4 separate regions of the Homo sapiens genome follow, and all the other regions are linked to region 4. A link is a loop called in an ENCODE intact Hi-C map of the cell type or tissue named here. Cell type or tissue: mammary epithelial cell. All regions are shown on one strand.

The links. Hi-C counts contacts between places; a loop is a spot of excess contacts. Peaks named below come from ENCODE experiments on the same cell type or tissue, not always from the same donor. Only the 100,000 strongest peaks of a DNase experiment are listed, where the experiment ranks them.
Region 1: a loop joins it to region 4, with 13 times the contacts of the local background. A loop is called at or near these places in 7 of 110 quality-filtered maps.
Region 2: a loop joins it to region 4, with 11 times the contacts of the local background. A loop is called at or near these places in 2 of 110 quality-filtered maps.
Region 3: it touches region 4 in a loop (6-fold over the local background); 10 of 110 quality-filtered maps call a loop at or near these places.

Annotation. Positions count from the first base shown.
Region 1 is chr20:45,134,821-45,142,820 of GRCh38, reverse strand. LOC101929863 (a long non-coding RNA gene) reads left to right here and starts at 3,792. Exons shown (of 3, transcript XR_936751.3): 1 at 3,792-4,004; 2 at 4,147-4,304; 3 at 4,924-5,383. RefSeq lists an enhancer at 3,919-3,978. In mammary epithelial cell, a CTCF peak has its summit at 3,841 (motif pointing left); a DNase peak (open chromatin) is centred at 3,990.
Region 2 is chr20:45,091,502-45,099,501 of GRCh38, reverse strand. It overlaps KCNS1 (potassium voltage-gated channel modifier subfamily S member 1), which reads left to right. Exons shown (of 4, transcript NM_001322799.2): 2 at 263-341; 3 at 807-1,840; 4 at 4,162-8,000. The coding sequence starts at 266. The coding sequence ends at 4,632. Among named protein-coding and RNA genes, the nearest start is that of KCNS1, 5.6 kb to the left of the region's middle. In mammary epithelial cell, CTCF peaks have their summits at 786, 1,613 (motif pointing left) and 3,519 (motif pointing right); no DNase peak of the experiment used is centred here.
Region 3 is chr20:45,286,487-45,294,486 of GRCh38, reverse strand. It overlaps MATN4 (matrilin 4), which reads left to right. Exons shown (of 10, transcript NM_001393530.1): 9 at 472-579; 10 at 662-1,037. The coding sequence ends at 720. It overlaps LOC105372630 (a long non-coding RNA gene), which reads right to left. Exons shown (of 3, transcript XR_936763.3): 3 at 4,135-4,411. Among named protein-coding and RNA genes, the nearest start is that of RBPJL, 16 kb to the left of the region's middle. RefSeq lists a silencer at 600-659. In mammary epithelial cell, CTCF peaks have their summits at 557 and 3,405 (motif pointing right); DNase peaks (open chromatin) are centred at 676 and 3,426; H3K4me3 peaks cover 862 bases.
Region 4 is chr20:45,225,984-45,233,983 of GRCh38, reverse strand. LOC105372630 (a long non-coding RNA gene) reads right to left here and starts at 3,147. Exons shown (of 3, transcript XR_936763.3): 1 at 2,958-3,147; 2 at 2,551-2,708. In mammary epithelial cell, a CTCF peak has its summit at 4,237 (motif pointing right); no DNase peak of the experiment used is centred here; H3K27me3 peaks cover 525 bases.

The DNA of each region.
Region 1 (8,000 bases), 91 kb after region 4:
GGGCACCAACTAATCAGCTGCCTGTGTGGCTGTAATATAAAGCAGGCAGAAAAATGTGAAAAGACTAGACTGGCCTAGTCTCCCAGCCTACATCTTTCTCCCATGCTGGATGCTTCCTGCCTTTGAACATCAGACTCCAAGTTCTTTAGTTTTGGGACTTGGACTGGCTCTCCTTGCTCCTTAGCTCGCAGATGGCCTATTGTGGGACCTTGCAATCATGTGAGTTACTCCATATATATATATATATACATACCTCCTATTAGGTATGTCCCTCTAGAGAACCCTGACTAATACAGATTTTGGTACCAAGAGTGGTTCTAGAGGAACAGAATATTAAAAATGGAGTTCTTTCATTGGTTTGGGGTTTCTGGAGTTTGCTGCTTAATATGATTAGAACAAAAAATTCTAAGGACTCTAGTTCTAATAGTAGTATGGAGAACACTGATAGTCCTTGGCATTAACTGTTTAGAGAGTTATGCAAAATAAGCACATTTGACACTCCTGATTCACTGCTTGTGAGAGGCAAGGAGTTTAGTGACTCTATACATAATACCTTTGACCATATGTGGAGAACCAAGGAACATAATGAAGCTGGTTGGTTGCTCCTAAGTTCAGTGGACGAAGTGATGAAAGAAAATGATGAACTCAGGGATTCTATCTCCCAGCTTCAGAAGCAGATACTGAGTCTCAAATCTGCTAAGATTGCCCTGACTGAGAGTCTTATCTCCTTTAGAGAAAGAGCTGAAATTGTGGAAAAACAGACACAAGCTCTTATCATGTGAGTGGCTGACCTGCAACAAAAGGTGCATGCACAGCCTCGCCAGGTGTCATTGATTGGAAAAGAATGGGACCCTGCAACTTGGAATGGGGACATGTGGGAGGACCCTGATGAAGCTGAGGACACTGAGTTTGTAAACTCTGATGAACCTTTTTTTGCCAGAAGAAACAGCTTCCTCATCCCCAGTAGTGGCAACATCACCTCGCTGACCTGTGCTGCCATCAGCCTTTCCACCTTTGTCTGGGGAGATAAACCCTGTGCTGCCTGAGACAACAGTGATGGCCTCCCCTGAGGCAGTTGCCAGGCAAGATAATGTTGATTCTCCTCAGGAGCCACCCCCAACACCCCTGTTTGCTTCTAGAACTATAAGTAGACTAAAGTCCCAGCAGGCCCCTAGAGGTGAGGTTGAGAGTGTGACCCATGAGGAGATGCACTACACTCAAAAAGAATTGCTTGAGTTTTCTCATTTATATAAGCAGAAATCTGGAGAACAGGCATGGACATGGATATTAGGGGTGTGGGATAATGGTGGAAGGAACATAGAGTTGGATCAGGCTGAATTTCTTTATTTAGGCCCACTAAGTAGGGACTCTGCATTTAATGTTGCAGCTCAGGGAGTTTTAAAAGGTTCTAATAGTTTATTTGCTTGTTTAGCTGAAATATGGATTAAAAGATGGCCCACTGTGAATGAGCTGGAAATGCCTGATCTCCCTTGGCTTAATGTAGAGGAAGGGATCCAAAGGCTTAGGGAGATTGGGATGCTGGAGCGAATTAGTCACTTTAGACCTACTCATCCCAGCTGGGAGGGTCCAGAAGATACACCCTTGACCAATGCCTTGTGAAATCGATTTGTGAGGTCAGCACCCTCATCTTTGAAGAGCCCTGTATTTGCTCTTTTCTGTATGTCAGATCTAACAGTGGGAACCGCAGTCACTTAACTACAAAACTTAAATACAATGGGAATAACTGAAGCCCGAGGTGGCAGGAGCCAAGTGGCAGCACTCAACTGTCAAAGGCAAGGTGGGTGTAGCTACCATAATGGAAAGCAGAGGCAAAGCAGCAATCAGTCTGACTCATGTAGAGCTCTGGCACTGGCTAATTAATCCTAGTGTTCCTAAAAAGTGAAATTGATAGGAGGCCTACTGCATTCCTATTTAATTTATACAAGCATAAAACTTCTAGGTCGAATGGACAAAAGACTAATTTGAATTATAAAAGCAGAGAATCATGGCCCCTCAATCAATTTCCAGACTTGAACCAGTTTACAGACCCAGAACCCCTTGAATGAAGGGGAGGCCAGGGCCCCTTGAGGAAAGACCCCACTACCCTATGACCAATTTATGCAGTGAATCTTTTTCCCATCCTTTCCCAAGGAGACCTCTGGCTTTTTACCAGGGGAACTGTGTACTGGGGAAAGGGAAATGATCAGACATTTCAGGGACTACTGGACACTGGCTCTGAGCTGACGTTGATTCCAGGGGACCCAAAACATCATTGTGGTCCTCCAGGACCAAAAGTAAGGGCTTATGGAGATCAGGTAATTAACGGAGTTTTGGCTCAGGTCCAACTTATAGTGGGTCCAGTGGGCCCCTGGACTCATCCTGTGGTCATTTCCCCAGTGCCAGAATGCGTAATTGGCATAGCCATACTTAACAGCTGGCAGAACCCCCACATTGGCTCCCTGACTGGTAGGGTGAGGGCTATTATGGTGGGAAAGGCCAGTGGAAGCCATTAGAGCTACCTCTACCTAGGAAAATGGTAAATCAAAAACAATACCACATCCCTGGAGGGATTACCGAGATTAGCGCCACTTTCAAGGACTTGAAAGACCCAAGAGTGGTGATTCCCTCTACGTCCCCGATCAACTCTCCCACTTGGCCTGGGCAGAACACAGATGGATCTTAAAGACTGACAGTGGATTATCATAAGCTTAACCAAGTGGTGACGCCAATTGCAGCTGCTGTACCAGATATGGTTTCATTGCTTGAGCAAATTAACACATTTCCTGGTACCTGGTGTACAGCCATTGACTTGGCAAATGCCTTTTCCTCCATTCCTGTCCATAAGGCCCACCAGAAGCAATTTGCCTTCAGCTGGCAAGGCCAGCAATATACCTTTACTGTCCTACCTCAAAGATATATCAACTTTCCAGCTTTGTGTCATAAAACAGCAAAAAGACACACAGCTAGGAGGTAACCACAGATTGCACTAGAAAGAGAGGAAAGGATGATGATGATGATGTTGATGATAGACAGATGATAGATAGATAGATAGATAGATAGATAGATAGATAGATAGACAGATAGATAGATAGATAGAACACCTGCTTCAGAGAGCTTTTTCCTCAGTATTTCTCTACCTTCCACATCAGGTACCAATTTTCCTGTGTGCACTCATAACCCATTTCTCACCATTACTGATAGCTATGTTCTCAGCCACCAAGTGAGTAGGTACATCACACACTTTTACAGGAGTGCAGAGAGGCAGAACGGTTATTTAGCCTAGGGGTCACATTACAAAATAACCTAGTTAGACTTTTAATTTTATCAACAAATAAAGTTTTTGCAGAGTCATGGCAACATAAAGACAGGAGTTAAAGGAGCAAACACTAATAACGCAACTGAAACTTATTTCTCTGTAGTTCATAATGCATTTATATTTTCTATGAATCTAGAAATTATCTTACTGATAGCACAATATCTAGCTTTGTGTGTGTTTCAACTTCGATGTGGTACCCCAAACGCACCCATATGTGAACACCGCTGGGAGGGGTGGGTTTCAATTGTTCTGGATACACACTGGGACGAGGGGAGTTGGTCAGACCTGATACAAGCCTGGGGAAAGACAATGCCCTCCTATTGCCTCAAAAGCCGCTGGATAAAGTCAGAATAAGGAAGAGCCAGGGCAGCCCTGCAACACCCTGAAGAAAGGCAGTCCACGAGGGCTCTCATAAATTATACCGCACAAATGGTTTCACGTTATCTCTTCCTGGAGGTGAAAGGAAACAGCTGATGGTTCCGGGTCAAGTTGAGGCACCTCTGACCTCCAGCCCCCAGAGCCACAGCGCCGCCTGCTGGTGGAGCCCCGCCAGAACTGACATAGACTCGTCCAGCCTCCAGGTGCACCCACGCCCTTTTCTTGCACCAAGAAGCTGAGCAGCCTCTCTCTACTCTCTGTGACCGTCCTCTTTGGCCTCCGCATGGTTCAGCCTGGAATCCTGAAGAGTGTGAGTGAGTAAGGCGTGACAATCCTGGGTGTGGGTGGGGTTAGGGAACATTTCCTCTGAGGAATCCGTGGAACGAGCTGGCCCTGATACCTGGAAGTGACTTATGGTTGCCCTCGACTCACCCTGTGGCATCTTTCTCCAGCTGCACCGAAACCTGGATATTGCCCAGAGTTTACTCTATCCTGCCCTTTCACCCTCTTACCTGTGTGCTGCACTATAAAGCCTGCCTGGGGATCGAGAAGTATTGCTTCTTCAACTGTCAACATCAGTGTACAGAGCTTTGGTGGACTTTGGATTGAGGTAAGGAGCCCCAGATCTGCCCTTCTCGGCTGCGCCTGAAACCTTCCTGCAGAAGCATTCATCTTAGAAGGAGTTGATAACTGCCCATGCCCCTGGAAATCATTGAGATCAGATCTTTCAAGTTGGGTTGGCCCACAGATCTGCCTCGGAACAGTGAAGCGGGTGGCTCAATAGACCTCCTTGCTCAGGATATGCACTGTCCATTTCACATAAGGGGCATCACCCTTCTCTTCTGTATGAAGGGGACATTTGGACAAGATAATCTCTAAGTTGCTCAAGGGTTATTGAATTTTTATTGTTATTATTTTAGTTTTTCACGATACCTTTCACAGCACCTTTCTCTTCATATTTAAATTGTAAGGTCAGGGATTATAAATTCATTATTCCTTAGGATGGCTTGCCTAGAGTCCCTGATCCCCAGTCCCTGATTCTGGGGCAGCATATCTCAGTTTTCTGTGAAGGAGAGTACTTAGCAGGATTTCTGCCACAGTGCCCCAGGACACAAATTCATGTCTCCTGCAATGCCATGTCACCTGGCATTGACAAAGTACCAGCCAGGCTGAACCTTCCCTGAACCTTTTCACCTTCCTACATCCCTGATTCTCTCTTCTCTCTCGAGGTGGAAACTCCTTAGCCAAGCCTGAGGAGACGCTGGTGCTACAGGCTCTGATTTGGATAACTGGTCTCCAATTTGTCCATGATCTTCCCAGGCCCAAGATGTCATTTCAGAGTTAAATGCTTGTTAATATGACAAGAAGACAAAGAGATAAAGCATTGTATATTTAAAACCACAGAAAAATCTGTAAGACTGCTGGATCTCCTCTCTCTCTCCCTGTCTCTCTCTCCATCCTTTATGGCTTTTCCCTTAGGATCTGAAAAAAGGATATGATTAATATTTCACATTTAGTTAAGGACCACAAAGGTAGTAGAAGTCTGGACAAGTCTTCCAAAATTTTATTTGTAACTATTATAAACAAATTTTGAAAAGCCAATTATTCCCTAGCATGCTTTAAGTTGACATCTAACATTTTTATCATAATTGCATAATAGTTACAAAGAATAAACTTTTAAGAATATGATGAATATTGTCCTTTCATTTAAAAAGCAACCTTAATCTTTTTAATGTTTCTAACGGAATTTAATCATCTTGACTTGATAGTAATAACTATTAAGGAAAAAAAAAGCATGTTCTTTTCTCCCATCTTCTTCCTCTTCTTCTCCCTTTTTTCAACATTTCCTGAACTATTCAAACCAAAACTATAGGTGAGTAGGTTTGTTTAGGACTCACTCTGAAAAGCAGATACCTAGACAGGATTAGGTAATCAAGAGTGTGTGTCAGGGAAAATGCCTGTGAGGGACAAAGGGAGGTAGCCAAAGTGGCAAGGAGAGCATGAGACCATGATGCAGGGCTGCCTGCTCTGAGGGAGGAGAGAAGGAAGGAGGAAGAGTCTCAGAATGAATTACAACATTGGTAAAGTGCCAGTCAGGCTGAAAGACAACGCTTGAACTGAAGTCACCTATCAGAAGAGGCCCAGGTCTCAGAATGAGCCTGCCTTAGTGTTCGGGCCTCACTCAGTCATTGGCTGGGAGTAACCTGATGGAAGCATCCATGACTTCTGCACAGACATAGTGGCAGATGCAGAGGACAGTAGCTGGGGGCATCCATCAGTTGCACACCCTGAAGCAGCAGGAGATCTAAGCAGTGCATTTCCATGCTCACCACTGTCCTCTACCTTGTGTTGCAGTTACTTCTCCAGGTATGGTGATGAAGGCTAGTTATCCCAGCTACTTGGGAGGCTGACGTGGGAGGATGGCTTGAGCCTGGAAGTCAGAGGTTGCAGTAAGGGGAGACCGCACCTCTGCATTCCAACCTGGGCGACAGAGCTAGACCCTGTCGCAAAAAAAAAAAAAAAAGAAAGAAAGAAAGAAAAAAAGAAAAAAGAAAGCTGGTTAATGTCAACTTGTTGAGTTTTTCATCTTGGCTGTCAGGGTCTAATCTATCATAGATGCTTCCCAGCAGGTGTTAATATGTAATACACAAGTCTTCACAGTAAATGTCTCCTCACATTTTGGTCCTCTTTCCCTACCACAGACATCCTTGCTACTGATTTTCTAGTCCTTTGCCTTCCAAGCTCCTTTTTAAAAAATTGGGTTTTAATATTATTTAGGTATTTAATATTATTTAGGTATGACAAAGCGAACATATCAGGAGATTACTGCCTTTTAAAAGAGAGTTTGTTATACTCACATATCTCAAAGGAGAGCCACACCTTGCCATGGGAAGGGTAGGGCAGGGGGGCACATAGAAAGCACCTTTTTCAGTCAAGAGATAGAGGGAGTGAGGGAGAAATGTGGGCAAACCTTTTCTGTGGTTCCTGCAAGAAGGAGCAGGTGAGGCAGGGTAAGTGTCTCAAGATTGGCCAGTTTGAATAATTTCAGTGATCTCTGAGGCAAAAGTACTGTCCCTAGCTGTCTCTGAGCCAGTACCATGATGTTCCCTATGGCCCCAAACCCTAGTAGACCCAGGGTCCAGCCTATCTCAGTAGACCGCAGCACTAGACTGGCCCCCAGAGACTCAGGCTCCAGGCTAGCCCCTATGGCCAGGACCCAGGACAACCCTTGTGAACCTAGCCTCCAGGCCAGCACCCACACACCCAGCCCCCAAGGTCAGCCCCAGTAAACTCAGGCTCCAGGCAGGTCCCCACAGACCCGGGCTCTAAGCCAGCACACACGTCTCCAGGAAACTGGCCAGCATCTGCAATGCCAGGATCCAGACAAGCCCCTGCAGACCCAGGAACTACAACTGCCACAACATGAGGCCAAACCCAGACTCTAGACCAGACTCTGTGTTCTCAGAGTCCAGAAGACAAAGGGTCCAGGATTGCCCTAACAGACCCAGGATCCAGGCCCATCCCAGTAGACCCAAATACCAGGCCAGTTCCCCATGCACTGAGGATCCAGTACCATCCCTGAAGACCCATGCTCAAGGTCAGACACCATGGACCCAGGACCCAGGCCCGGCCCCTTGGACTAAGGCTACAGGCCTGCTCCAGTAGACCCACGTTTCAGGCTCATCTCAGTACTTGGCCAGCCCTTTCAGACTCAGGCTCAAGGGCCACCCCAAGAGCAAGCCAGCCCCCATGGACCCAGGCTTCAGGCTAGCTCCTGTGAATACAGATTCCAGGCCCAACCCCACCCAGGTAACACGTCCACCCACCTGCTGACCCAGGCACCAGGCTAGGCTGCCCAAGCACTCAAACCTGCCCAAAGACCACACTCAATGGTCTCCCCAGAATCTCTGGACAGATTGACTGGGGAAGGGCTCTCCCAGACAAAGTCAGTCTGAAAAGCCTGGAATAAGTCCCTACTTCTTCAAATGCACAGATAGTAACATAAGGGAACAAGAAATATGAAAAATTAAAGAGATATAATGCCACCAAAAGAACACAATAATCTCCTAATAACTGACCTCAAAGAAGTGGAGAAATATAATACTGTCTGACAAGGGATTCAAACTAATTATTCTTAGGAAGCTTGATGAACTTCAAAAAATAATACTAATACAGAGAAATAATTCATGAAATCAGAAAAAGTAAATAAGAAATTTAATAGAGAGAGTAAAGCCATTTTTTAAAAGATCAAACAGACATTCTGCAGCTGAAAAATGCAATGAATGAAATTAAAAATTCAATAAAG
Region 2 (8,000 bases), 130 kb after region 4:
TATTTTTATTTCCATTTCACAGAGGCTCAGAGAGGTGATGTTACTTGCCTAAGGTGACACAAGAGAGTCAAGATTCAAGGTCAGGTCTGGCTGACTCTACAGATGCTTTACATAATCTAAAGCAGGAGCTCTCAAACTTGACTATGTAGCCGAATCACTTTCCAATCTTGTTAGAACACAAAGTGCTAGACCCCACCCTTAGAGTTCCCGATTCAGTAAATCGATGGCAGGCTGAGAATTTGCATCTTTGACAAATTCCCAGGTGATGCTGATGCTGCTGGTCCGGGGAACACACTATGAGAACCTCCGGTCTAAAGTGGTGCTGCCAACACCCCTAGGAGGTAAGTGTTACTATCCTCATTTTGCAGAAGAAACAGGTTCAGAGGGCTGGCGGGCCCAAGATCCCACAGTAGACCTTTGGTGTAAATAAATCCAAGTTTGTCCTGGAAAAGGAGACATCCTATGTGAGCACCCACTAGGTGCCAGGACATCCTGCGATTCCATCGCTTTCATATCCTTCCAGGTAGATCTCAGCATTTACTTTCCAAAGGAGAAAAATGAAATGGGGGTGGGGTGGGTCAGTGATTTGGCCAAAGTCAAATGATGGGGATGAAGGATAGTCAAAGCCAGGCCTGACTCTGAGTCCAGAGGGCACCTGACATCTACTGAGCGCCTCCTGCATACCAGATGCTTCACACACAGCCTCCAACACCCCTTGGCTGGTTGGATGGAGGAGGGGATTTTAACCTGGTCTTCCAGGAAGGGAAGCCCGGGAACTCCTCAGCGCGCCCTTCTGGTGTCCGCAGGGAGGAGCACTGAAACCTTTGTGAGCGAGTTCCCGGGCCCCGACACCGGGATCCGCTGGCGGCGAAGCGACGAGGCGCTGCGCGTGAACGTGGGTGGCGTGCGGCGGCAGCTGAGCGCGCGCGCCCTGGCGCGCTTCCCGGGCACGCGGCTGGGCCGCCTGCAGGCCGCGGCGTCGGAGGAGCAGGCGCGGCGCCTGTGCGACGACTACGACGAGGCGGCGCGCGAATTCTACTTCGACCGGCACCCGGGCTTCTTCCTGAGCCTGCTGCACTTCTACCGCACTGGCCACCTGCACGTGCTCGACGAGCTGTGCGTCTTCGCCTTTGGCCAGGAGGCCGACTACTGGGGCCTAGGCGAGAACGCGCTTGCCGCGTGCTGCCGCGCGCGCTACCTGGAGAGGCGGCTGACCCAGCCGCACGCCTGGGACGAGGACAGCGACACGCCGAGCAGCGTGGACCCGTGCCCCGACGAGATCTCCGACGTGCAGCGAGAACTGGCGCGCTATGGCGCGGCGCGCTGTGGCCGCCTGCGCCGCCGCCTCTGGCTGACCATGGAGAACCCGGGCTACTCGCTGCCGAGCAAGCTCTTCAGCTGCGTCTCCATCAGCGTGGTGCTCGCCTCCATCGCCGCCATGTGCATCCACAGCCTGCCCGAGTACCAGGCCCGCGAGGCGGCGGCCGCCGTGGCTGCGGTGGCCGCGGGCCGCAGCCCGGAAGGCGTGCGCGACGACCCGGTGCTGCGACGCCTCGAGTACTTCTGCATCGCCTGGTTCAGCTTCGAGGTGTCGTCGCGCCTCCTGCTGGCGCCCAGTACGCGCAACTTCTTCTGCCACCCGCTCAACCTCATCGACATTGTGTCTGTGCTGCCCTTCTATCTCACGCTGCTGGCTGGTGTGGCACTGGGCGACCAGGGCGGCAAGGAGTTCGGCCACCTGGGCAAGGTGGTGCAGGTGTTCCGCCTCATGCGCATCTTCCGCGTACTCAAGTTGGCGCGCCATTCCACCGGGCTGCGCTCGCTGGGAGCCACGCTCAAGGTACGGCCTCTGAGGCCAGGTTGGAGCTGGGGTGGGCGGGTGTAGCCATCCGGCAGGTTAGCAGGTGAACTTACAAGCCTGCCGAGTCCAGGCTTAACGTTCAACTGAGATGCCGTCCTTTGTGCCAGGCACAGGGCTGCACACCAGGTGTACGTTTCACATGCAGTGTGACTATCCCAACAGCCCTGTGAAGAAGGGCTTACCGTTATCTCTTTTTCCTGGGGAGAAAACTGGGGCATAGCTTTGCTTGTCTTTCTTTTTCAAAACGAAGAAAAAAGACAAAGATCACTTTTGATATATCTATCAAACATCAAATTATATATATCACAAAGATGCGCAAAGCAGGATGCTAACTGGCTTTCTGCTAGAGCCTTTCTTCTGGCACTATCAGGGGGCTCTGATAACCATAGGTCACTCTTAATAGGTAAAGTCTAGGAATAGCCCCAGGAGCTAACACTTACTGAGCACTAAATCTGTGCCAATTTCACATCCATTATCAATTTAGTCCTTAGGAGAACTTCCTCAGGAAGATGCTATTATTTATTCTCTTCCCGTAGATGAAGAAGCTGAGGTTGAAGGGTTGGCTCTGTAAAGCCTGGTTGCAGTTTACTGAGCATCCTCCTTGTGCCAGGTGCTGCATTGTGGGTGAATCACTGCCCTGGCAAGCTTGCACTCAAGGGGGGTGAAATTAGCATGGTTTGAAGAGGGAGGCAAGGCGAACGGCGTGTGCCGAGGCCTGGAGAGAGAACAGGATGAATGCTGGGAGGAGGACATGGAGGGAAGGAGATTCCCAGAGATGAAATTGAAGAGTCGAGCGGGGCAGGGCACCGAAGGGTCATGAAGTCTTGGCACATGATTTTGGACTTGGTCCCGAGGGTATAGGAGAGCTCGTGAGAGGTTTAAACAGAGGTAAGGGTTATTGTCACTGCTTTGCAGAGGTGGAAACTGAGGCTCCCAGAGGTGACAGTGCTTGTTGGAGGTTCCTCAATAAGCAGTAGAACCCAGAGAAGAACCCACCTGTGCCTGGCTCCAGCACCTCATGTTCTTTCTCCTAAAGCTCCATGCGACCCTACTGATAATCCCCAGACAATGCTAAAAGAAAGATCCCTTCCACCCATGGCTTAGTAAAGCCTCTTGTATGCCCTCAGGATACTGGGTGCTGGCAGATGACCTAGGCAGAATCCTAGGGCAGTGGGCAGGTATAAGGAATTACATTCAGCAGACCCCCTGAGCTCAGCATCTCCCCAGGGAAGATCCCTGTGCCCCAGAACGCTGCCCTGTCCCCTCCATGCAGAGAGCCAGGGCCTGACACTACTAGCTTTGTCTTCAGTAGGGGAGAAGAGTATTACTAATCAGAGCTGCCAGGGTCTAAGATGCAGGTGTAATATACTCCAGATGAGAGCCTTGCTACTCAAAGTGAGGCCCCTGACCACCAGCAGCTTTCTCATCACTTGGAAGCTTTCTAGACATGTAGATTCTCTGGCTCTACCCAAGACTATGCGATTGCGTTCTGCCAAGACCCCTGCATGATTCCTGCACGCATTAAAGTTGGAGAGACTCTGCTTTAGACTAGGGGTTCTCAGCCTCGCATTACTGACATTTGGGACCAGGTAATTCTTTGATGTGGGAGCTGCCCTGTACATTTTAGGATGTTTAGCAGTATCCCTGGCCTTTACCCACTAGAGGGCAGTAGCACACCTGTCCCAGTTGCAACAACCAAAAATGTCTCTAGACGTTCCCAAATGTCCCTTGCGGGGTGGAGGCGGGGAGGTGGTGGGCAAAACCACCCTGTTTGAGAATCACTGCCCTAGAGCTTGGCCTCAGGGACAAAGCAAACATACACAGCCATAGGAAAGTGAATTCTGTGGGTGGTCCAGGGGACTTATGTCCTCTCAGCTTCCTGGAGGAGCAAAAAATATTTTTATACTTTTCAGACCAGTCAAAAGTACATGAAACCAACTCTTTGCATTGTGGAATATAAACTATGGTTCTCTTGGTTCTGCAACAGTGTAAAAATCACAAGCTCTTCATTCCCTGGCTGTGGTGCCACCAGTAACCCCGGAGTTGGAAAAAACAGCTGTAGCCTAGCAGATACCTTGGACAATAGAACTTAGGCCTGTGCGCAATACCAGGGGGTTTTGCTGCCAACTGTAGTTGAAAGGTCTTAGTTTAAAGTCAGGGGACCTGGGCCTTAGCACCAGCTCTATCTTGCTGACTTTGGACCTGTCCTTTATACTCTCTGGGCCTCAGTTTCCCCATATGCCTAATACCAGGACTGTAAGCCCATCCACTCTGACTTGGCTTTCTACATTCTCTTTCAGCACAGCTACCGTGAGGTGGGCATCTTGCTGCTGTACCTGGCTGTGGGTGTGTCAGTGTTCTCTGGTGTGGCCTACACAGCTGAAAAGGAGGAGGACGTGGGCTTTAACACCATCCCAGCCTGCTGGTGGTGGGGCACAGTGAGCATGACCACCGTGGGCTATGGGGATGTGGTGCCAGTGACGGTGGCTGGCAAGCTGGCAGCCTCAGGCTGCATCCTAGGGGGCATCCTGGTGGTAGCACTCCCCATCACCATCATCTTCAACAAGTTCTCCCACTTCTACCGGCGCCAGAAGGCTCTGGAGGCAGCCGTGCGCAACAGCAACCACCAAGAGTTTGAGGACTTGCTGAGCAGCATTGATGGGGTGTCGGAGGCATCTCTGGAGACATCCCGAGAAACCTCTCAGGAGGGACAGTCTGCAGATCTAGAGAGCCAGGCCCCCAGTGAGCCTCCACACCCTCAGATGTATTAAAACCAGGGATCCGTGACCCCCTGCCATGCCCCTACAGTAGAGATTCCTCCCCTGCTAAAGTTCTTCATGGTAGTGAGCCTCCCAGGATCACTCATGCTGTCCTGAGAAATGAGATTCAAAAGCTGCATTCCTTCCTCCAAAGGCCCAGGACAGGACAGTGCTACCCTAGATTCTGTGAGATTCTGCAAGCAACTCAGAAAGCTTTATAAACCTGCCTCCAAGCCATTCATGAAGCAGGCATGAGCCAGAGGGAGGAAGTTGAAAGGATACTAATGATTCCTGAGCACCTCCTGTACATGAACCAGGTCATGTTTGGCCTTGTGTTGGAGAAAGAGAATTATCCCCACTTCACAGATGAGGAAACCAAGGCTAAGAGATGAGCGATGCCTCTCCCAGATGTCACAATTAGAAGTGGCAGAGTCAGGTTTGGAATCTGGGCTTGTTGGTGTGCCTGGAGCAATGCTCCATCAACTCCATCTTTCTTCTGCCCTCATGAAGTTTGCGTGTGTTTTTTGGTGATTCATGGATCCCCAGAGTTGATCCACAAGATAAGAAATCCCTTTCAGAGCCAGGGAAGGGTCCAGACAGGAGATTTGGATATAGGAGCTCTGGATCTCAGCTGTGGTTCCTTTCTAGGAGCATCCAACAGGAGTCAGCAATCAAAGATGAGTCCTGGAGGGAAGGAGGATGAGTCCTGGGAGGAAGTACCATAGCATTGTACTTGCCTCTTTAGCTGGTATGCAAGATTTGCTAAGCAATAATCTTCCGACCTTCCTCCCAGGGCTGATGTGAGAGAAAGAAAATCTGAAGGGCCCCTGGCCTGAGATCTAGACAACCTAGCTGCGCCAAGACCTGCTGTGTAAAGTGGTCCAATCCCTGCCCCCAAGTCCAGATTCCAGCCCCTCTGTCAAATGGTCAGAATCTGTGACCCAGAGGGCAATGAAAGCCAAGGAGAGCAGAGGGGTCTCTAACTTAAAGCCAGCTCAGCTCTGAAATGTTCAGAGGGCTGACATATATGAATACTGGCTTCTAAGACCCTCCCCCAACAGTCTGACCTTGGCAGTTCCTTTCTGCCCATCACACAGACGTCCAGCCCTACATTGTCCAGCCCTACCTAGAGTACCCATCCAGGCCCATGTGTGAGAGTCCTCTCCCTTCTGGCCAGCTCCAGCCCCCTCACCCTTGCTGGGGGCATATCTCTCATACCCACCTGCTGAATCTTCTCTTCACTTGCTGAGAAAGTCAGAGGAGGGGATCCAGTAGCCCTTTCCACATACTGTGGCTACAGCACCCAGCACTGTGCTGTTGTTGTCTGACTGTGGCTATCTCTGTCCCATCACCCTGAGCCTCAAGATGGAAGACATTGTCTGCTTGAACTCTGGGCTTGGTGCAGAGTAGGTATTTGGTAAATGTTGAATAGATCAACCAATTCCTACAGCCCACTGGGTGCCAAGCTCAGAGGGGGAAAAAAAGATAGCCAGAGAGAGACCTGGCCCTCAAAAAGGTGTGAACAAGACTGAAAAGGAGGTCCGTTCAGCTCCGCCTGCCCTGTCCCTGCTTGGTTCTTGAAGTTTTTACAATATATTCCTTGTAGGTTCTTCACTCACTCACTCAACAAATACCCGTTGGAAGAGTCTTAAACTGGGGCTTCATGTGTGGCCTGCAGTCATGTTTCGGCTTAGTCCAACAGTGTTTTTATTATATTTTAAGAATCTGAATGCCTTTGCGTGAGGCATGCACTCTCAGGTTCCCCATAGTGTCTCCCCCGCTGCCACCCACAAACAGACACACATGCCGTTGTGTTATGCCCAGCCACTCTGATATACTGGCTTCTGACTTATGGGCTGCTTACTAGTCTCAAGAGATACAGTGGTGGAAAAATATATCCCTATACTCATGAAGCTTACCGACTAGTAGGGAAGATAGACTCTAATGCAATAATCACATAAATATAGCGAGCTCTACTAAGTACAGGTGTGTATAATGTATCAGGGACCATGGCCCGAGAAAGTGAGAAGGCTTTCCTGAGCAAGTGACAATCTAACCTGCCATCCAAATGATAAATTGCTAATTAAGCAAATGAGGTTCCAGGGGGGAGTACTCCAAGCAGAGAGAATGGCATGTGTGAAGGTGTGTGTCATACACAGGGCCTAGTACATAGTGGGCCCCCTACATACGCATGGATTCTGGGTCTCCAGATTGGAACAGAGGATGGAGCTAAGCAGCAAAGGGCCTCCCTTGAATTCACCACACACATACCAGCCCTTCTGCACACTCTGCTCCTTACATCTAGGCCCAGCTGAACCCAGGTTAGGGGCAGATCAGAAGGGCTGCGTGTAGCACCCTTATGGTCTTGCAGAACACACCAAGAAACCCGACGGCTTCCATATTTTCTGACCCTACAAACAGGTCCCTAATACTGATGTGGAGAAAGCTCAAGAGGGAATCATCTGGCCTGAGCCTACCATGAGGCTGTTTGTGGTCCTGGCAGAAAAGCAACAACTCGCTCCCCTTCCCATGTATCAGTGAAAACCATTATGCAAATAAAGAGCTGGGCCCCAGGACGTGTTTCTGCTTGTATGGAGATGGCTCCCTGACATGCTGTCTGAGTGATTGGAGAGGGTGGGCAATATGTGGAATGACTTGGAATCCACATTCTCAGGCTCCAGTCCTGGATTTGGCACAAACTTTGTGGTTGTGCCAGCCAGAACAGGTTGCAAGTGACAGGAATTCAGTTGGAACAAACTTGGTCAAAAAGGGTAATTTATAAAATAATTAAAGTGATGAATGACTGTTAACAATTAGAGTTTGAGGGTATAAGCAACAAACTGACATCAAGCAAAAAATGAATTTATTGGAAGATATATTAGTTTCCAGCAGCTGCTGTAACAAATTCAAACAAACTTGATGGCTTAAAACAGTAGAAGTGTATTCTCTGACAGTTCTGGAGGCCAGAAATCCAAAATCAAGATGTCAGCAGGGCCACCCTCCCTCTGGAGACTCCAGGGGGAAACCCTCTCCTTTTCTCTTCTAGTTTGTGGTGGCTGCCACCATTCTTGGCTTTCCTTGGCTGTGGCTGCATCACTCAAGTCTCTGCCTCTGATCTCACTTCAGTGTCTGTGTATGTCAAGTCTTCCAGTGCCTCTGTCTTACAAGGACACTTTTGATGACATTTAGGCCCACCAGGATAATCCAAGATGACCTCATCTCAGGATCCTTAACTTAACCACATTTGCAAAAAGACCCTTTCCCAAATAAGGTAATAGTTACGGGTTCCAGAGATTAAAATATGGACAGGTGTTTGGGGCCACCATCTGGCCCACTACAGAAGGGTATCTGTGAAATTCACCCGACCAAAGGAAGAGCTG
Region 3 (8,000 bases), 61 kb before region 4:
CATAAAATTTTATTTGGAGAGTGCTACACAAAGTGTGGTCCACAGACCAGGAGCATCAGCATCATTTGGGAGCTTATTAGAAATGTACCTTCTGAGCTTCTTCTCCATTCTGAAGCAGAATCTATATTTTAACAAGCTCTCCTGATGATTCCAATGAGCATTAAGGTTTGAGAAACAGTCTTGTAAGTTGTGCGTGAGCACACACACACACACACACGTACACAGGTGAATGAATCCTCGAAGCCACTAATGCGTACACTCTTTCATTATATCCATTTTATAGATGAGAAAACTGAGCTTAGAAAGGTTAGTGAGTTTTTCAGTATCTCACAGCTACTTAGCTTGGGACTCAGCCCAGGTCTCTCTAAATCCAAAGCCCATATACTCAACCATAGGCCCAGTGCAGGGAAATCAGAGGGCCAAAGCTAGGGCAATTTCTCATCCCCCTGACCCTCTGTGTCCGGCTTGCAGAGGAGGGCATCAGCGCAGGGACAGAGCTTCGGAGCCCATGCGAATGCGAAAGCCTCGTGGAGTTCCAGGGCCGCACGCTGGGGGCGCTCGAGAGCCTGACGCTGAACCATATCCTTTGGGGCTGGTGGCGCGGGCTGGAGGGAAAGTGAAGGGACCTCGGCGAACCCCAACGGCCTCCTTAACCGCTCACTGGCCCAGCTGACGGCGCGCCTGGAGGATCTGGAGAACCAGCTGGCCAACCAGAAGTGAGGGCCACGGACGGCCCAGACCCGGGCTGGGGCGCGGCACCACGGACGGTGCCCCTTGCGCGCCATCGGTGCGCCGGGGCCAGGCAGAACCTGGGCCCGTCCGGCTTGGGCTGTCGGGGCGGAGGCGCTGGCGGGCTTCCGGCATTGAGCTGAGTTGGCCTCGCCCGGACCATTAGGCGGACTGCGGCGTCAGGGGGATAGCGGGTGGTGAGGGAAGGGGCACGTGCTAGACCGGCACGCCCTCGCCGCGTGCTGCGCTCAGTTCTTTGTTGGATTTCTTGTTTGTGTTCTTAAAAAAATAAAAAAAACTGATTTCCACGGGGTCCGTTTTTGGGTCTTGCTGCGCCGCCTGGGGGAGGGGAAGCCAGACGGAGCGTGCTGTGGCGGCGCCCGGGCGGCGTCTCCTTGGAGAAAGGCGCATTGTGCGGGGGTCGGGCTCGGGGGCAGGAGACCCGGCGCTGCTTCCCCCTGCTTGTTTATTCAGCCGAGAACAGATGGCTCCTTATGCAGGCTGCGGGAAGGGAGGGGGCTCAACAGGAATCCTTGGGGTCTGAGTAAGTCTGCGCCACTCCATTCCCCAGCGGACTGAACGCTTCGCTCCCGGCCACGCCTATCCCATGATGCCCCCAAATCTGGCTCAAAAGCTGCTAGTACTGAGCGCTGGTAAGGGGTGCGGGGGTGGCGTTGGTGGGAAAGTGAGAGGCAGTAATTGAACCCCTAAATGGATGGGGTGGGAGTGGATAGATGAGCTTTGACCGATTTTAACTCTCTCCTGCACTAGGTAGGAAGAGAAGGAGGTATCAGCTAGGACCCCTGTCTGTCCAGCCTGTGGCCTTCCTTCTGTCATCTTATCAACCCCTCCCAAAACACCTCTATCAGCAAAGAACACAAACCAGTACCATTTCCCGAGTGCATGTAAGAAACAACGAAGTTTAAAATGCTTCCAGTCCTAGAGTGATTTGGGGAAAATTATTTTGTGTTTGTTTCCTCATCTGCAAAGTGGAGACTGGAATTGTTACCCCCAAGCGTGATGGGGAGAATCAAGGACATTCTTCTAAGGCATGTGCCTTGTACCTATCCCTCAATTAATGGTAGCTATTAACTGTTCTTATAGTAACAGCTAACATATTTAGTGTTGGGCATTATTGTAACTGATTTGCAGGTATTTTCATTTTATACTTGGAACCAGTGAAATAAGAATTATTGCCTTTATCATCCCCATTTTACAGATGAGGACACTGAGACACAGAAAGGTTAAGTTTCCAACAGTAACATAACCAGTACGAAGCTGAACCAGGATGTTTCCTATGGCTGCTCTAATAAGTTACCACAAATTGAGTGGCTAGCAACACACATTTATTACCTTACAGTTTTTAGGTCAGAAGTCTAAGATGTGTTGGCAAGGCTTTATTCCTTCTAGAGGCTTTTGTTTCCTGGCCTTTTCCAGCTTCTAGAGGCTACCTGAATTCCTTGGGTCATGGCCCTACATCACTTCAGACTCAGTTTCCATCAGCACATCTCTTTCTCTGACTCTGACCTTCCCGTCTCTGTCTTATAAGGACCCTTCTGTTTATATTGGCATGACCTTGATAATCAAAGATAATCCCATCTCAAGCTATCTTTTTTTTTTTTTGAGATGGAGTTTTTGCTCTTGTTGCCCAGGCTGGAGTGCAATGGTGCGATCTCGGCTCACTGCAACCTCCGCCTCCTGGGTTCAAGCGATTCTCCTGCCTCAGCCTCCTGAGTAGCTGGGATTACAGGTGTATGCCACCACTCCCAGCTAATTTTTTGTATTTTTAGTAGAAACAGAGTTTCTCCATGTTGGTCAGGCTGGACTTGAACTTCCGACCTCAGGTGATCCGCCTGCCTCAGCCTCCCAAAGTGTTGGGATTACAGGCGTGAGCCACCGCGCCCAGCCTCAAGCTCTCTATCTTAACCACATCTGCAAAGTCCCTTTTGTCGTGTGAGGTGAAATCACAGGTGCCGGGGATTAAAATGTGTACATCTTTGTGGGGAAGGCCATTCTGCCTACCACATGGGGCTTGAAGCCAGGCTGACTGACTTCAGAGCAGCTGCTCTTAAGTACTCTGTGCCGGGCACCTTGCTAGGCTTGGTGAAGAGGGAGAAACTGATGATTGAGAAAAACTCTTGAGCTGAGGAAGCTCCGGGCTAGAAGGGCTGAGGTCCACCTGACTGTTGCAGAAAGAGGGAACTTCAGATGAGAGGAGGGAGAAATCCTGGAGAGGTGATCCTTAAACGGTGGCTGGAATTTCCGCAGGAGGCCATGGAAGACTTTACAGGTGAGTGAAGCTTGAACTATGCGTGGTCAGGAGGGACTGGAGTATGGGGGGATGGGAATGATCATCTTACCTGGCCATGAGGATCAGATGAGCTAAAGACCTATGGACTTGGCATGTGACCTCACCTTGCCTTACCATTCATTTTACAGTTGGGGAAACTGAGGCCTAGAGGCCAGAGTTGCCTGCCCAAGGTCACACAGAGAGAAAACATCAGTTGCACCAGGAAGAAGCCTAGTGGGGAGGTCAAACTGGAGCAGGGTAGTCAACTGATAGGGGGCACTGAGGGCAAAGGCCAGGCTCCTTCCTTCCTCTTCCCTGGAGTTGGCAGGCACTGGCTTCTCTGGGGTTTCTTTTCTCATGCTTTTTTCTCTTGCAATCTCCCTAATGGCCACTGGATGGCGCCGGGAGCACTGATTTGGAGCTGGGTCCTAGAGCCTTCGCAGGCCGTTGGCATCTGGCACTTGGGCTGCAGAGCCTGTCCTCCCTTAATTCCCCGACTCTGGCAGCCCCACCACCGAAGTCTACAAGCTGCTTCTGTTCCCATGCAGTGGCCCCATAGTCCTGGATTTGAAGACCAGCCCTGCTACTTACCAGGTGTGTGTTGGTGTTGACAGGTACTGGTTCCCTTTCTCACTTCTTGATTCCTTTCTCTCATTTCCCTTTCCTCCTACCAGCTTAACCCTGCTGGATACAGGGAATTCCTGTTCCCTAACCATGCCCCACATAAGGTCAGCTAGCGCTTGCTTCTTTGTTTATACCCCCATCTTACGTTATGGGATAGAAGACTTACAAAGGACCCGTGAATTCAGGAAAACAAACATCCATTAACTCAAGAACAGAAAGTGAGAACCCAAGTAACAGTGTGAGGAGAGTAACACTGCCAAGAAAGCTTAGATGGAGAAGGCACCGAGCCCGAACAAAGACCCCCGGGCCCGGGTCTTTTGGTACCCAGGCAAGCACGGGTTTATGTGGCTTTCAGAGCCTGTTAAGATCAGGAATAAAGCACGTAGATATTGGGGGAGTCCTGAGCCCAGGTGTGTGGAGAGAACTCAGCGCCCTCAGCCTTCTTGGTTCCCTGGAGAGTTTGAATCATTAAAAAACGACAATATCTTCCCTAGTGGTTAGCAGAGATGCCACTTCTGGAGCTGTTTCTTAGACTTAGTAACATGAACTAGGCATGGCCTTGGGTGGGAAAGGGCAGGGCAGGAAGGGCCTGTAACTTCAGCCAAGTGCTGGACTCGCTTTCTGAATTTCACCTCTGTGTTGTCTGGCTCTGTTTCTCCGTGGTTTTTGGCCTTTCTCTTCTTCTATTCTAGCTCACAGCTCTCTCCATTTCTGCAGCCGGCACAGCTGCTGTCTCTAAGGACTGTCTACTCTTCTGGTTCTTTGGACCTAGGATAGTGAAACAGGAGAGAAAACTATCAATTACCAAACACTGGCCTGCATGCTGGGGGCCAGGCTGTGCCTTTCATCTGTGTTGTCTCGTTGAAACCTCTCAACCTACAGGAGGGAAAACTGAACTTGAAAGAGGCCAGTTAGTTGCCCAAGGCCCAGAGCTTCCAAGTTAGGGTTTGAACCCAGGTGGTCTTGATCCCAGAGTAGGCCCATTTCACATTTCTACCCTTCAGTTATTAGGGACAAATTTGGACTTTTTCAAAGAAACCTTTTTCAGGAAGTTTATGGAGTAGACCAAAGCAAAGCCCGAGATACAGTGCAGGTGAATGGCAGGAGCCGCTCTGCCGTTTGTCAGCAGCACAGCCTCCATGGGACACTTTTGCCTCAGTGTCCCCTCTTGTAAAACCTGTGAGCAGGCCAGGCATGGTGGCTCACACCTGTAATGCCAAGCACTTTGGGAGGTTGAGGCGGGCGGATCACAAGGTCAGGAGTTCAAGACCAGCCTGACCAACATGGTGAAGCCCCGTCTCTACTAAAAATACAAAAATTAGCCGGGTATGGTGGCATGTGCCTGTAATCCCAGCTACTCAGGAGGCTGAAGCAGGAGAATCGCTTGAACCCAGGAGGCAGAGTTTCAGTGAGCCAAGATCGCGCCACTGCACTCCAGCCTGGGCGACAGAGGGAGACTCCGTCTCAAAAACAAACAAAACCAAGAAACAAAACAATAACAACAACAAAAAAAACCTGTGGGCAACGCCAACCTCATAGGTTAAAAGGAAAGAGCGAAGTCATTGATGAATGTGAACATGCACAGTGGATGATCAGGAAGGGCCCCTTTCTCTGCAGGCCATTACTTGCCCTTTTTCCACACCCTCCCACTCATTTGAAGTGGCGTGGCTTCAGATCCCCAGGCCCAATGAAGAAGTTCGGCCACATCACACAATGAAAAGCAAATTGCTGTTAAATACACAGAGGAGGGCATAAGCAGCTCAGCTTTATGGAGCCCAGGAAGGCTTCCTGGAGGAGGTGGCAAGTGAGCTGCACCAGCAAGGAAGGGTAGACATTCCGCAGATGATAAAGGAGGAGAGGGCTCCTGGGCACAGGACTCGAGTGGCTTTTCAAGGGCATGTGGGGAGGGTGAGGCTGGAGAAGACAGTCGCCCTCAGTCCCCCAGGTGGATCATGCTGCATCCCATGACAAGGGCTTGTGGGTTAGTGGTTCTAACCCACAAGACTTCATGGACTTATGAATCACCTGAGGGTCTGTTAAAATGCAGCATCCTGCAGTGGGGCCCAGGAATCTTTGTTTCTCCCAGCTCCTGGGTGACACTGCACAAGTGATCAGAGGAAGAAAGGAGACACAAAGCTTCTGGTGATGGACATGAGTGCTGGGCAAGGGCTCAGTGTCCTCCACCAGGCAGGGGAGCAGACTAGGGTCTCAGGATCTTGGGTGTGGGCGTGTACTAGACCTTGCGCCCCACATGAGCGGACGTGAGGAGCTAAGCTGAGAAACAGCAAATGGGAAAGCAAATGTGAATGCCAGGGCAAGCATTACAAGTTTGTTAGGAGTCACCAGGGGCTGGGCAGAGAAGGCAGGTTCAGTCACAAGGGTTTTAGTCCAGAGACATGTGCTGGAGAGGAGAGGGAAGGCTGGAAGGGGAGGTATGAGGAGCAACTGCTGGGAAGCAATTTTTTTGTTGCGGGAGGTGAGTGGCAGCCCTGGGGCTTTGGAAAAGGTGATAAAAAAGAACATATACTAAGGGCCTGAAATTCTAAGGACTTATGAAGAACCCATTTAATTCCCATAACCATCTTAATTAGAAAAATATATTGTTATTCTTAATTTACAGACAAAGAAACCCAGTCCCAGAAAGTAATTTGCACAGCAAATAAGCCGTGGAGCAGAGACTTAAGTCCAGACTGTGTCAGTCCAGAGCTGGGCACTGATTCTTCATTCTAGGGTATCCCAAGCTCATTTAAAACTCCCGGATCCATGAGCCACTGTTTCTTTCTGTTCTTCCTCCTGCCATGGACAATCCCATCTCCAGCCCACCTCATCCCTTGCTCTGCTCTTTCCCAGGTCCAAGATGGTTCTTTTTCCTGAAGCGGTGAATGGAACTGCTGCTGTTTATCCCTCTCTAGGCAGCCAGGGCATGCGTGTTCTTCCCAGCAGCTGAGATGAGGATGGAAATTAATAGAGGATATAGACAGAAAAAAGCTAACAACTAACTACACTATGCAGATAATAATTGAGGTGTATTTTCTCCCAGATGAACAAGATAATCTGAGTGACCCCTGTTCCCTATTACAGGACTCCAATTCCTAATCTTGGCAGTTGCCCCCCAAAATACCCTCCCAGTAAATGTTTCTTGAATACCTGCTTTGGGAATATGTTAGGTACTGTGCTGAACACTGGGGATTCAGTGGTGAAAAAGAGAGTCCTACACTGTCTTTAAGAAACTTGTGTTCTAGGAGAGGGCAGACAACAAGTCAGTAAATGAATAAGGTTTCAACTAGTGATCATTGCTGGGAAGATGATGAAATTGAGTAAGGGTAGAGAGCTGCGCTGTCCACAGGATTTCCGTGATGGTGGAAAGGTTCTATATCCTTGCTGTCCAACATAGCAGTCAATGTGACTAATGTGACCAAGAAACTGAATTTTAAGTTCTGTTTTAGATAATTTAAATTTAAATAGCCCCATGTGATTTGTGGCCACTGCGTCACTCATCACAGGTATAGAGGACACCTGGAAAGGGGAGAGGTGATTAAGTGAGGTGGTCAAGGGAGACTCCCTGAGGGGGCGAAATTTGAACTGAGGTCTGAGAGGGAGGCAGCCTTCCATTGTTCCAGGGGGAGAGAGTGCAGATGTGGGGGCCTTCTGGGATAAACAAAGCTTGAAGTTCTGGGGCGGAGAGAAGGCTTGTGAGCTGGCATTCACTGGGTGAGGTAGTGTGGTGGGAGCTGATGGTGGAGGGGTGGTGGGTACCGGATAACTGGGGCATGGCAGGCTGCGGCGAGGTGGGCACCCCTCATTCCCCTTAGCAACACAGCAGGTATAGCTGCCCTGCCCTTGCCTGCCCCCTTCTCTCTCAGGGCTGTGGGGAGGACTAGATGAGACCAGGTAACGTGCACATGCTCTGTAAGTTGTACAGAGCTGCCAGGCGATGGCTCATGCCTGTTAATCCCAGCACTTTGGGAGGCCGAGGCAGATGGATCACCTGAGGTCAGGAGTTCAAGACCAGCCTGACCAATGTGGTGAAATCTCATCTCTACTAAAAATAAAAAATTAGCTGGGCATGGTGGCGGGTGCCTGTAATCCCAGCTACTCGGGAGGCTGAGACAGGAGAATCGCTTGAACCCGGGAGGTAGAGGTTGCGGTGAGCCGAGATTACGCCATTGCACTCGAGCCTGGGCAACAAGAGCGAAACTTCATCTAAAAAAAAAAAAAAAAAAAAAAAAAAAAAGTTGTACAGTGCTGCCCATAAGGGTAGAGCTGTGGTTCTGAGTGTGATCTTGGACCAGCAGCATGAGCATCATCTGGGAACACGTTAGAAATGAACATTCTTGGGCCACACCCTGGATCTACT
Region 4 (8,000 bases):
GGAAAATTAACCCAGAAGCATCAAGTTTAAACTGTACTATAGATCAAATGAACTTAACAGACATTTGCAAAACATTTTACCCAGCAGCTATGGAATGCACTTTTGTTGTATCTGCACATGAAACATTCTCCAGGATTGACCAAGTGCTAAAATACAAAAGAAGTCTCAAAAAATTTTAAAAAATCAAAATCATATCAAGTATCTTATATGACCACAAGGAAATAAAACTAGACATCAATAACAACAGGAACATTCAAAACTATACAAAATATATGGAAATTAAACGACATGCTCCTGAATGACCAGTGGATGAAAAAAGAAATTAAGAATAAAATTAAAAATTCCTTGAAACAATCAAAAGTAGAAATACAAAAAAACGAAACTTATGGAGCATGGCAAAAATAGTATTAAGAGGCAAGTTAATAGCAATAAGCCCCTACATAAAAAAACTGGAAAGATATCAAATAAGTAACCTAACAATGCATCTCAAAAAACTAGAAAAGCAAGAACAAGCCAAACCCAAATTAGTAGAAGTGTTACATGATCTTTGGGGTGTTCATTTTCTTTCCAGAAACCTCTGTGGCTGGTGGCACCTTTGCCTGAGTTCCTGTTCTGCATCCAGAAAGAATAAGGTACACAGACAAGTGAAGGGTGAAGACGATGAAGAAGAGCTTTATTTAGTGTTAGAAGAGCTCAGAGGAGACCTGTAGTGGGTTGTTACTCTCTGTAGGCAGATCATCCCTTGAGTATTCAGCTCTCAACAGAGAGGGGGCCCTGGAGAGGGTGGCTCCTCTCTGCAGGCAGGGTGTTCGGATGTCTGCTGGTCTTTGAAGCTCTCGCAGAAAGGGTAGCTTCTCTCTTCGAAGCTCTTGCAGAGAGGGTAGCTCCTCTCTGATGTGAAAGATAGAGAGATGATGAGGAAAAAGGACATGTTTTTTTTCTTCCCTAATAGATGTTACTAACAAATGAACATTGTAGTTAGATTCTATTAGAAACCTCATAGAGTAAGATACCCATTTGATTTAAATGACAACATTTATCATATACCTAAATTTTTATCTCTTGAAACTATGCAATGATGATAAAATTATTAGATGTCAGTTTAAAACATGCTTGGGAAAAAGTAGTTTTTCAAAATTGTTAAGATACTTGTCAGAGATAAATAAAATTTTGGAAAATTACTTTCCCAGACCTCTGCAACATTTGTGGGAGTTAAGGAAGAATGAAGCACAGAGTTATAAATTTGGAAAATTCATGGCTAATTACACTTCATTATTAGGTAGACCTAGGGCCCAACCCTCAAGCAAAGACTCAAGGGATGTAGGCTGAACCACAAGGATTTTGTTCTCCTAATTTAGGGTGGCTCAATTTTTAGGAATGAAAGTACCTAGAACTAAAGTACATCTTGCTCAGTTTCTGACCCTAAGTTCCAAATCCAATCGCAGATCATATTACTTCAACACTTGGAAAGGCCACCAGCAGTAGTACCAGAAAAACTGAAGCAAAAATGCCTTGCTCTTCCATTACAGGATTAATCGGCATGCCATTCATAGGATGCAAACCCAGAGAATTTAACTCCAAAATGCACCTGGAATCTGACCAACAGAGAATCTGAGTGTCAGGAGATATTGAAAGAGACAAATATATCAGAAAAACACAAGTGCAGGAATTGATGAAACTAAATGTGAAACAGTAACTCTGTCCATTTTACAGTTCCTAAGGGATTATGCAACATGGCTGAGTAGAGAGGGAGAGCAAGAGATCAATCCAGCAGACTTAGATTTTCAAAGAGTTTTAAATATACAACGCTTTATTTCTTCGTCTTGTTATCATAGTAAGAAGCATTTAACTCTTGCTAAAAGGAAGTTCTGGGCCTGAGCGATCATGGACAACATGGAGACCAGTTATCCCAGACTGAGCCTGTAGCACTTGTGTCTCCTCAGTCCTGGTTAAGAAGGGCTTTCCATCTTGGGAGAGAACAGGAAACCAGAGATATAGGAAGATGCAAAATGTACAGGGCACATGGTTTTGTGTCCCGGGGGCATTGAGGCGTGATTCCTGTTAGGTATTCTCCTCACAAGAACACTGGCAGGTGCTGCCAAAGAGTCAGGGACTGGGGATCAGGGACTCTAGGCAAGCCATCCTAAGGAATTGTGAAATTATAAACTTACCTCACGATGTAAATGTAAAGAGGAAAATGTTTCATGATTGTAAACTGTAAGTAAAAGGATTTGAAAATAAATAATAAAATCCAGTAACTATTGAGTACCTTAGAGATAATCTTGTTGAAATGTCGACATTATAGAGAGTTATAGAGAGGAGAAGAGTGATGCCCATTATGTGAAGTGGAAGGTGCATATCTGAGCAAAGAGGTCTGTTGAGCCTCCTCCTTCACTTTAGAGAGGCAAATGCGTGGACTGACCCAATTTAAAAGCCCTGCTCACAACGGTTGCTAAACGCATGGGAAGTTCTCAGTTCTCTCTAAGACAAATGCTTCTGAGGGAAGGAGTTAGGGGCAGCAAGGAGAACAGCAGATCTGGGGCTCCTCACCTCAATCCAAAGTCCACCAGGGCTCCATACACTGATGCCGACAGTTGTAGTAGCAACACTTCTTGACCCCCTGCAACTCTTATCACGCCAGCGCATAGGTAAGAGAGTGAAAGGGCAGTCAAGATCAAACTCTGGGCAATATCCCGGTTTCCGTGCAGCTGGAAAAAACGCCATAGGTCAGGAGGCTGAGGCAGGAGAATCGCTTAAATCCAGGAGGCGGAGGATGCAGTGAGCCGAGATCTCGTCACTGCACTCCAGCCTGGGTGACAGAACGAGACTCCAAAAAAAAAAAAAAAAGCCGTAGGATGAGTGGGCACCAATGTGTGATTTCCAGGCCAGGTCACCCCATGGACTCCTCAGAGGAAACGTTCCCAACCCCAGCCACACCCAGGGTCGCCAGGCCCTACCTGCACTCCTCAAGACTCCAGGCTGGGTCATTCAGAGGCAAAGGAGGATGTTCACAGAGAGTAGAAAGAAGCCGCTCAGCTTCATAATGCAAGAAAACGGTGTGGGGGCACCTGGAGGCTGGACCTGTCTATGTCAGCTTTGGCGGGGCCCCATCAACAGATGGCGTTTTGACTCCCGGGGCTGGAGGTCAGAGGTGCCTCCGCTTAACCCGGAAGCACCATCTGTTTCCTTTCACCTCCAGGAAGAGACAACGTGAAACAACTGGGATGTAACTTCTGAGAGCCCTCATGGACTGCCTCCTTTCAGGGTGTTACAGAACTCTTCATCATTTTTACTTCATCCAGCAGATTTTGAGGCAATAGGACGCCATTGTCTGGATCCTCTTATGTATTCTCCAAAGAACACTGGCATGTGCTATCCAGGAATCAAGGACGGGGATCAGGGATTCTAGGCAAGCCATCCTAAGGAAGTGTGAAATTATATAAACACTCACAATGTAAATATGAAGAGGAAAGTGTTTCATTATTATAAGCTGTAGAAAATAGGAATAAAAAATAATAAAAACCCGGTAACTGTTGAGGATCTTAATGAATCTTGCTGAAATATCCTCTTTACAGAGAGGAGAAGGGTGAAGTCCGTTGTGTGAAATGGAAGGTGCATAATCTAAGCAAGGAGGTCTTGCTTCATTGTCCAGAGGCAGATCTATGGGTCGACCCAATTTAAAACCTCTGATCACAACGATTTTCTAGGGGAACATGAAGTTCTCAACTCCTTCTAAGACAATGCTTCTGCAGGAAGGTTTCACGGGCAGCAGATCTGGGGCTCCTAACCTCAATCCAAAGTCCAGCAGGACTCCATACACTAATGCCGACGTTCGTAGTAGCAACACCATTTAACCCCTTTGCAAATTTTATCCTGCCAGCACATGGGTAACAGGATGAAAGGGCAGGCAACAGAAAACTCTGGGCAACATTCAGGTTTCTGTGCAGCTGGAGAAAAATGCCACAGGGTGAGTCGGGGACACCAAGTGACTTCCAGGCATGAGGGCCAGGTCGTCGCATGGACTCCTCAGAGGAAATGCTCCCCAACTCCAGCCACAGTACGCGTCGCCACGCCCTACCCGCCACTTTTCAGGGCTCCAGGCTGGGCCATGTGGAGGAGGCAAAGGGGGACGGTCACAGTGAGTTGAGAGAGGCTGCTTAGCTTCATAATGCAAGAAAAGGGATTGGGCGCACCTGGAGGCTGGACCTGTCTATGTCAGCTCTAGCGGGGCCCCACCAGCAGGTGGTGCTGTGGCTCCGGGGGCTGGAGATCAGAGGTGCCTCAACTTGACCCGGAAGCACCAGCTGTTTTCTTTCACTTCCAGGAAGCAACCACGTGAAACAACTTCTGGGGTGTAATTTTTCAGAGCCCCCATGGATTTTCCTTTTTTCGGGGTGTTGCAGAACTGTCCTGGCTCTTCCTAATTCTTACTTTATACTGTCGAATTTTTAGGTAATAGGAGGGCATTGTTTTTCCCAGGGACTGCATCAGGACTGACCAATTTCCCTCTTCCCACTGTGTATCCAGAACATTTGAAACCGACTCCTCACAGCCATGTTCAGATAAGGGTGCATTTGAAGTGTTTACTTTTACTACATTAACATTGAAACACACACAGACAGAAAGTAAGAGCCAGATATTGATCTATTAGCAAGATAATTTCTAGATTTATGAAAAATCTAGTTCCTTGTGCACCACAGGCTTTAAGTTTAATTCGTGAAAAATTTTTCTCATTTAATTCATGTCTTAATGTCTTCATGACTGTGTCAAAACTTCACTAGTTGATAAAGTCAAAAGGCCAACTTATGGCTTACAGGACTTAAGATCATTGGTGTCCATTCATTATCTGACTAGTAAGCAAACGAAACAGGGAATTTAGTGGCTGTACACGATGCATAACACAGACTTTACAAAATTAGTCCAGGAATGTTACTAAGCAAGTATTCAGCAATAAAAACCACACAAACAAATGCTAAAGATAGATTCTGATTTCCAAAGCTGCCAAATTATATTACGTAGAAAGTACAATTTTATTTAAAAATTATGAGATGTTTAAAGAAACATGAAATACTGCCCATACACAGAAAAGAGGGGAAACAATAAATAGAAATGATCCTTTAGGAATCCCAGACAATGGCCTAGTGGACAAAGATATCAGTTATTATACTCAAAGAACTAAAGGAAATCATGGGCAAAAAGATTAACAGAAAGTATAAAAATCAGTTTCACATCATAAAAAAAATTCATGATGAATGATGAGGTTGTAAAGTAAAATCGCTGATACAGAAAGTCACAAGAGGGTCTTACCAGCAGATAGGAATAGACAGAAGAGAGGAACAACTACTATAATTATAGGTCAATTGAGATTATACACTCTGAGGAACGATAAAGAAAGAGACCTGTGTAATACAATCTAATGGAAAAACATGTGCATAATGGAAATCCCAGAAGAAAGGAGAGAGAAAGAAAGAGGCAGACAGATATTTGAAGATGTAATGGCTAAAAACATTTGATTTTGCTTTAAAACACAAATCTCCATGTATAAAAATCTCAATGAACACTAAGAAAAAACTGTAAGAGATCCACACCTAGACAATTTATAATGGAAATATCAATGACAAAGACAAAAATAAATTCTTTTTTCTTTGAAACAGTCTCATCCTGTCGCTCAGGCTGGAGTGCAATGGCACAATCTTGGCTCACTGCAACCTCCGCCTCCTGGGTTCAAGCGATTCTCCTGTCCCAGCTTCTCGAGTAGCTGGGATTACAGGTGCACACCACCACGCCCAGCTAATTTTTTGTATCTTTAATAGAGACGGGGTTTCACCATGTTGGCCAGGCTGGTCTCTAACTCCTGACCTCATGATCTGCCCACCTCAGCCTCCCAAAGTGCTGGGATTATAGGCATGAGCCACCGCGCTTGGCCGAGAAATTCTTGAAAGCAGCAAGAGATAAATAACTCAAAATGACTAATAAATAAGCTTAACAGCTGATTTATCATTAGAACCATGCAAGCCAGAAGATAGTGAGAGAACATATTAAAAGTGGTGAAAGAAATATCGGTCTACCAAGAATTCTATATCTTGGCAAATCTATCCTTCACAAGTTAGGGAAAAATTAAGGTACTCCCAGATATATGAATACTTCATGTTTTTCACCATTAGATTTCCCATACATGAAATACTGACATGATGACATATGTAGAAAACTTTTAAGAATCCACATAACTCCAAAATATTATTAGAGCTAATAAACAACTCATCAAGGTGCAGGACAAAATATCAACCTATACCTTTCAATTGCATCATGAAAAAAATCCATTTACAATAGCATCGAAAAGAATGAAATACACAGGAATTTATTTAAGAAAATAATGGCAAGACATGTACATTTGTTGAAAACAACAAATCATGATGAAAGAAATTAAAGAAGACATAAAAATAGAGAGCCATTCCATGTTTGTGGATTGAAGACTCAATATTCTTAGGCAGGCAATTTTCCATATTTTATCTAAAAACTAAATGGAATTCCTATAAAGTTACAGATGACTTTTTGTAGAAATTGACATGTTAATCCTAAAGTTCATGTGTAAATGCATAGAACCCAGAATAGCAACCACAATCTTGAAAAAGAGTGCAAATGTAGAAGACTCATACTTCCATATTTCAACACTTACGGCAAAGCTACAGTGTCAAGACAGTGTGGTACTAGCATAAGCATAGACACATATATCAAAGGAATAGAATTGGGAGTCCAAAAATCAACCATTACATTGTCAATTCACTTATCTTCAACAAGGGTAGAAAAACTATTCAGTAGAAAAAGTCATCTTTTCAGCAAATCATACTGGGAAAACTGGATATCCACATGCAAAATAATATAGTTAGAACCTTATAGCACACCAGAATCAAAAATTCCACTTCCATAATTATACCCAAGAGAACTGAAAATGTATTCACGCAAATATTTGCACATGAATGCCCATAGCAGCATTATTAATAACTAATAAAAACGAGCATCTGCGAAAAAGGAATCTGGATCTGCACCTTGAGTGGAATGCGAATGTTAATCAAGTTGGACCATAAACCTTAGTATAGATGCTAAACCTATGCAGCTTCTAGGGAAGGACATCACAGACAGAACATTTCTGCAGCCTTGGAGAAGGCAAAAGTTCTTAGATACAATAATATTCATATTAAAAGGAAAATGAATATGTTTGATTTCATCACACTTTAAAACTTTAGCTCTTCCAAATACATCATCATTAAGAAACAAAACAAAACAAAACAAGCCACACCCTGGGAGAAAATTCTACTTCTAGGTATTTACCACAGATATTTAAAAATATATATTACTGTGCCTTGTACAAGAACTTATGTGATATCCTAATTCACAGTGACCCAAACTGGGAACACCAAATGTTTATCAGCAGATAAATAGAAGAACAAATGTGGAGACTCAAACAATGGAATACTATTCAGCAATAAAATGAATGAACTGCTGATACATACAAAACAGAATGAATCTCAAAAACACTGAATAACAGCGATACACAAAAGGTAATGTTATTCCATAAATTCATTATGTAAGGATTAAAAACAGGTGAGTTATGAGTTTCTAGAAGTCAATATATTATTTGCCCCTGAAGAACTGGGACTGAATTTGAAAGGAGCATAAGGCAAGATGAATGTTCCATACGTTCATCTAGGCGTTGTGCAATCATATGTATGTGTTTGTCAAATCTCATTCAAGCAAATACATAAGATCTGTGCTTTTCTTTATATGTATTTTACCTCCTTTTCAAAGAAGGCATAATAAAAAATTATTTTATTATTATTACTTCCAAATTTGTTGTCCTGGCACTTTTTTTTTTTTGAGCACTGGGGTTGAGATCATCTCACTCAATATCTTTAAGCACGTCTATGAGATGGTTATTATTATCCCCACGTTAAGGTGAAGGAACTCTGCATCAGAGACCCCACTTTCCAAGACTATGCAAG